2 separate regions of the Mus musculus genome follow, and region 2 is linked to region 1. A link is a contact called in ENCODE Hi-C or POLR2A ChIA-PET data. All regions are on one chromosome and are shown on one strand. Each heading gives the region's core, a stretch centred on a gene start or an enhancer-like site at or near the end of the contact. The rest is flanking DNA. Distances are from core to core; before and after follow the strand shown. Region 1 holds the start of Scpep1os (serine carboxypeptidase 1, opposite strand). Region 2 holds the start of Akap1 (A kinase (PRKA) anchor protein 1).

Region 1 (3,093 bases), core at 217-2,716:
CAAGGAGAAGACAGCTATAGTTCTCTGGGGGCTACTGTGTGTGTAGGCTTGAAGCTGAGCTGAGGAGGAGCCCTTAATAAACAGGCCTACGGTGAGACATGAATAGGCCACTTGGCCCCAAAACTCAGGTTCTCTTTCTTTCTGTATTTATTTATTTATTTATTTATTTATTTTGGTTTTTTGAGACAGGGTTTCTCTGTATAGCCCTGGCTGTTCTGGAACTCACTTTGTAGACCAGGCTGGCCTCGAACTCAGAAATCCGCTTGCCTCTGCCTCCCGAGTACTGGGATTAATGTTTTTATTTTTTAATTTAATTTACCATCAGTGTAGGGGTGATACCTGTGTGTGCATGTGTCATATAGCCTGCACATGTAGATCAGAGGACAACTTGCAATAATTGGTTCTCCTCTTCCACCACGTAGATTCCTAGGATCAAATTCAGATCCTCAGGTCTATGTGGCAATTGCTTTTTCCACTGAGCCATTTTAAAGGCCCTTGTTATTTTTTTTTTTCTCCTGCCTCTGCCTCCTGGGTGCTGGGAGCAAAGGCATGAGCCACCCATGCCCTAAGGCCTCTCAATTCTTAATTATCTGTCCTTCCTCCTACTCTGGGTTCTGGAATGGCTATGTTCATTCATGCCCAGGCAGCTAGCTCCTGATTCTGGAAAGAATGGAGAACAGGGGGTAAGACATGAGGTTTGAGCAGATTCTGCGAGGTTATGGTACCTTTTGAAAAAGTAGTCTTGGACTGGCGAGATGGCTCAGCGGGTAAGAGCACTGACTGCTCTTCCGAAGGTCCTGAGTTCAAATCCCGGAAACCACATGGTGGCTCACAACCACCCATAATGAGATCTGACGCCCTCTTCTGGTGTGTCTGAAGTCAGCTACAGGGAGCGGAGTTGACCGGAGCAAGCAGAGGTCCTAAAATTCAAATTCCCAATAACCACATGAAAGCTCACAACCACCTGTATAGCTACAGTGCACTCACATACATAAAATAAATAAATAAATCTTAAAAAAAAAAAAAGAAATAAAAAGGAAAAAGTAGTCTTGATCAAGAGACCACAGGAGTGGCCTTATGGTAAAGGTAACAAGCCAGGTCCACTCCTAGCTGGAATCTCTGTATTCCTCATCAGTGAGATCTAAGCTGGGCCTGAAGCTCCAGCTGCTCCTCCTGCCCTGCTAAGATGAACCAAAATAAATCCTTCCTTTCCGTTGCCTCTTGTCAGGTATTTGGTCTCAGTGACAGAGAATGTATCTAATCCGGATGTTCAGAACACAGCATAGAACATCATTTCCAAGACTGGAAGAGACAATGTCCTTCTTTGCCCATGTCTTTGTACTGCTTACTTATTCTGCAGGGATCCGTGTCTCCTCCAGGCAACTTTGTGGAGAGTTGCACTTCCAGGAGATAAGGATGCAGAGCTAGCCAGCAGCCACCAACCGGAGGCAGAGTCTCCTCTCACTAAACTTTCTGGTGAGACTTAAGGCTCAGCTGACAGCTTGACTATGACATCATAAGAAGCCAGAGGCAGCTTGCTAAGCCTCACCTGGACTCCTGACCTAGAAAAACCATTAGGTAACAAAAGCTCTGTTGCTTTAAGCCATGACCTTTTGGGGCAAATTGCCACACAGCAGGAGGCAACCAAGGAACTGCCTTGTCTCAGATTAAAAGAATGATGGTTGCTGTTAAGCTGGTGTGGAGGCAGGAGGATCAAGAGTTCAAAGCTAGCCTCAGCTACGTGGCTGAGCTACAAGACACTGTCTCAAATGACAAGAATGAAGCGTTGGGAACAATAGAGCCTGGGGTAGATAAGAAATGTTAATGAAAAGCTGGGCTGAAGAGATGGCTCAGCTGTTAAGAGCACTGACTGCTCTTCCAAAGGTACATACTGCGTTCAATTCCCAGCAACACACGGTGGTTCACAACCATCTGTAATGGGATCTGATATCTTTTTCTGGTGTGTCTGAAGACAGCTACAGTGTATTACACATAAAATAAAAGCCTGCAAGGGTTTGGCTTAGTGTGTGTGTGTGTGTGTGTACACTCATGCTCTGTGAGATGCTAACAGAAAGACAAATGAGGCAACTTCTTTCCTGGGGTACATGTGTCCAGGGATATAATGTATAATTTAATTCTTATTTTATTTATTTATAAACATATATATATATTCGTGAATGCTTCACGAATTTGCGTGTCATCCTTGCACAGGGGCCATGCTAATCTTCTCTGTATCATTCCAATTTTAGTATATGTGCTGCCGAAGTGAGCATTGATTCTTTTTTTTTTAAAGATTTGTTTATGTTTTAGTACACTAGCTGTACAGAGGTTATGAGCCTTCATGTGGTTGCTGAGAATTGAATTTAGGACCTCTGCTTGCTCTGGTTGGCCCCACTTGCTCCAGCCCAAAGATTTTTATTTATTATTATAAATAAGTACACTGTAGCTATCTTCAGACACACCAGAAGAGGGTTTCAGATCTCATTATGGATGGTTGTGAGCCACCATGTGGTTGCTAGGATTTGAACTCAAGACCTTCAGAAGAGCAGTCAGTGCTCTTAACAATTGAGCCATCTCTCCAGCCCGTTGTTTTTTTGTCTGTTTGTTTGTTTGTGGTTTTTTTTTGGTTTTGATTTTGGTTTTGGTTTTTCAAGACAAGGTTTCTCTGTGTAGCCCTGGCTATCCTGGAACTCACTCTGTAGACCAGGCTGGACTCGAACTCAGAAATCTGCCTGCCTCTGCATCTCAAGTGCTGAGATTAAAGGTGTGTACCACCACTGCCCTACATATTCTTATTTTCTAAGAGAAGAATGGCCATACACAAAGTGCCTTAACTAGGAGGCCCAAAGCTGGTTCTCTTAGTTTAGACACCATGACCAAGGCAACTCTTATGAAGGAAAACATTTAATTGGGGCTGGCTTACAGTGTCCAGGTTCAGTCTATTATAATCACAACAGGAAGCATTGCAGCACAAAGGTAGACATGGTGCTGGAGGGGCTGAGAGTTCTACATCTTGATCAGCAGGCAACAGAAGGGGACTGTCCTCCACAGGCAGCTAGGAAGAGGCTCTGATTTCATACCCGAGGGGAGCTT
Region 2 (3,093 bases), core at 156-2,655, 41 kb after region 1:
GCACCAGGGACCCGAATGATAAATATACATGTATGCAGCTAACACTCATATGCATAAAAATAATCTTTAAAAACAATTTGGGCTGTGTACTTTGAGATCTCAACTCTGTAGCCCAGGGTGCTTTGAAATTGTGGTAATCTTCCCTCAGCTTTCCAAGTGCTGGCTCAAGAAATAAATGAAGCCGGGCGTGGTGGCGCACGCCTTTAATCCCAGCACTTGGGAGGCAGAGGCAGGTGGATTTCTGAGTTCGAGGCCAGCCTGGTCTACAAAGTGAGTTCCAGGACAGCCAGGGCTGCACAGAGAAACCCTGTCTCGAAAAACCAAAAAAAAAAAAAAAAAAAAAAAAGAAAAAGAAATAAATGAGTTAGACAGTAGATACTCAAAATTATATTCAGTATGCATAGTCTCTTTTTAAAACTTAAAATTCACATTTGATCACCAGTGAAGATTTTTCCCAAGTAATGGTTGGTTCTTAGTATGGTACCTTTCCTATATTTCGTTCAAAAAATGTGCACTGAAAGTGCCCTGTAATGCCAACACTTAGGGAGGTGGAGGCAGGAGGATCAGGAGTTCAAGGTCAACCTAGAACTTCCCAGCTTGAGGCCGTGAGACATGAGACACAGTCTCAGAATATCAAAATAAATAAGCAAGTAAAGGAAAGTGCCTAGGTTTTAAGGATCAGAGCTGGGCTGGTTGGCAAGTGGAACCTCCGTCGGATACAATTATCTGCAGGTAGTTTGGTTTTCTCAAGTCGTTGGGGGAGGCAGTGACTCATGGTGACCATTTCTTCGAAGGCAAACTTTGCAAAACCCCAGATCATTTAGAGAAAAGCCCCTTCGACATCACTAAAGTTGCGAAAATGAGAAATCAACTTGCCCTTGAGGGCTACACAGTATCCACATTACTGATCAACCAATGGCCACCTATTATACTCGAAAAGCTATGCTATGCTCGCAAGGTTACGGGAAAGCCAGATTCCTAGGCAAGGGGAACAATGTAGCATCGTCCCTCACCAGCCTCAGCAACCTTTTCCAGGAGAGGCACCATCCCAAGGCAGGAACCTGCCTGACACCTCTCCCCGGAGAAGAAGCAGAGACCCCGTGCGAGCCAAGTTCATTGTGCCGAGCACTCAGACACCAGGAACCCACCCCAGCCCGAGTGTGGGACGTAGGGGCCATCTCCCATGCCCGCCGTGAATATTGTTACTCTCGCGAGAGCGCCAGCAAGGCGGGCCCGTACAGCTCCGGGATGTCAGCGGAGAGCTCCTGACCGCGCCCCTCTTGGCGCAGCTGGGAGAGAGGCGCGCGCAAGTCGGGGGAGGGAGCGGCCGATGGCGCGCACGCGCAGGAGAGCGAGCGGGCGAGGGGGGCACGCCAGGGAGCCGAGGGCGAGGGGCGGGGCCTTGCGTCGCGCCGCGGGCACGTCGTTGCGCGTCCTCAGTATTTAATGTCTCTGTGTTCGCCCGGCCTGGGCTAGCACGTGGGGGAGCGGCCGAAGCGCCGTGCAGCGCTGCGGGGCAGGGCCGCTGGACTAGGTGGGGGGCCAGGGGGCGGTGGCGGGAGGATTGAGTGCCTAGACGGTCGCCCAGGAGCAGGTAAGTGACGGCTGGCACGGGCACCCGCCCGCCGGGCCCGGAGAGAGAACGAGTTGGGGTGATGGGGAGCCTGGGGTGCAGGTGCAGGGTGCGACGCGCGCGCCAGGTACTCCGGGGACCGAGAGCCTTGTGCACCGCGCCTGCTGTCAAGCGGGCGGGTCTGTGCCTTGATGACCCGCGCGCCCCGCTGGTCTTTCCCGGTCCCAGGGCTGCTGCTGACAGATCGCGTGCGCTGAGCTCGGGGCGCTGCTTTAAGCCGCTGCTTTCCCCTCCCATCCCCCCTCACGTCACTGGCCTCTAGGATGGAGGTGAGGGCGCAATTCCCCGGGCGCTCCGGTGCGCCTCAACTTTCCCAATGCTGGCTCACCCTTCTGGGTAGCCTGCCCGAGCGCGTCCCAACCAAGGTCGTCTAGTCTCGCTAGCGTTTACTTTTCAAAGGTCGTGTGTACCCAGTTTACGCGTGGAGAGGAGGCACTGGGGCGGTCTCTGCCAAGGACCCAGTGCCCAAGGCGGGAGAGGAGGTCCTTGGGGACCCCTTCCCTTCCTAACTTTCTAACTGCTGGGCCCAGTTGACTCTGGGTTGGCCCGGCAGTGGTGGCAAACCGGAGCAGGAAGACACAATTCCTGGAGTTCAGTGCCGCGAATTATTGGAGCGGACTCTGCCGTTGTAGCGGGGAGAATGGGATGCAAGACAGGTCCCAAACCTTTTGGCGGTGGAGAGACCATAAGACCAATTAGGATCCGGAGGTCGTGAGCTTGGGTGTCCGAAGGGAATTAGAGTTTGTGGCCCCATAAGCATGTCCTAAGAGGTGGGAGACCTCTAGCTAGAGGTGCCCGCTGACTTCTTGCGGGGGTGGGGAGGTCCAGGGTCACGTGTCGCGCCCCACCTTTCTTTCCGTCCCAGGACAGTGATCTGGAGGGACTTTGCAGGGGTCATGGGGGGACTTTGCCAGGGTTATAGGTAAAAACCTGCGTAGAGAAGCCTCCATACGCGTAAAGGAGCCTACATTCTGGTGTCAACTACTGCTGTGTCCTATCTTTTCCTGTTTCCTTTCTCCGGGAGGGAAGGTGCTGATAGTCAGGGGCTGTGCAGAAGGGACCTCTGAGACGCCCTGTGCCTAACCGGACCTTTTCCCTCCGGGAAATGCCTCGAGCAACTAGTACCTTTCCACCCTTGGGCTGTGGTTAACACAAACCCGGTGGACTTCGCTCCAGGTGAGAGTGGAGGCTTCTCAAACCGGTAAGGTCGGGTGTATGTGTAGGGCAATTAGTAAGGTTTAAACTGCCTATCTTTCCGCTATTGAAGTCGAGGCTGCTTGGGGTTTAAATTTAACGCCTGCAGTGACAACAGGGTTGCTGGACCTAATGTAACCATCTCGGTTGGTGTGCTACCACCCTCTGTATCCGTGTGTTGCAATTACAATTGCTATTGCTTCGGGAAATCAATCTTACATGCTCATTTAACTGCAGAGTCCTTCCCAAATTAGTAACCGTGGGGT

The links. Hi-C counts contacts between places; a loop is a spot of excess contacts on that map. ChIA-PET counts read pairs that join two places held with the same protein, here RNA polymerase II (POLR2A).
Region 2: a map of heart shows a loop between it and region 1 (3-fold over the local background). The contact joins the promoter of Akap1 here to the promoter of Scpep1os in region 1. A Hi-C loop is called at or near these places in 6 of 37 maps with a recorded cell type or tissue (gastrocnemius and heart). POLR2A ChIA-PET finds 5 or more read pairs at or near these places in 4 of 5 experiments (Patski and embryonic stem cell).

The regions. Positions count from the first base shown.
Region 1 is chr11:88,904,301-88,907,393 of GRCm38, reverse strand. Scpep1os (serine carboxypeptidase 1, opposite strand) reads right to left here and starts at 1,466. Exons shown (of 5, transcript NR_045955.1): 1 at 1,350-1,466; 2 at 726-920. Gm23507 (a small nuclear RNA gene) reads right to left here and starts at 2,273; the gene lies at 2,167-2,273.
Region 2 is chr11:88,862,898-88,865,990 of GRCm38, reverse strand. It overlaps Akap1 (A kinase (PRKA) anchor protein 1), which reads left to right and starts at 1,405. Exons shown (of 11, transcript NM_001042541.1): 1 at 1,405-1,594. The region is part of intron 3 of 4930556N13Rik (RIKEN cDNA 4930556N13 gene); the gene reads right to left.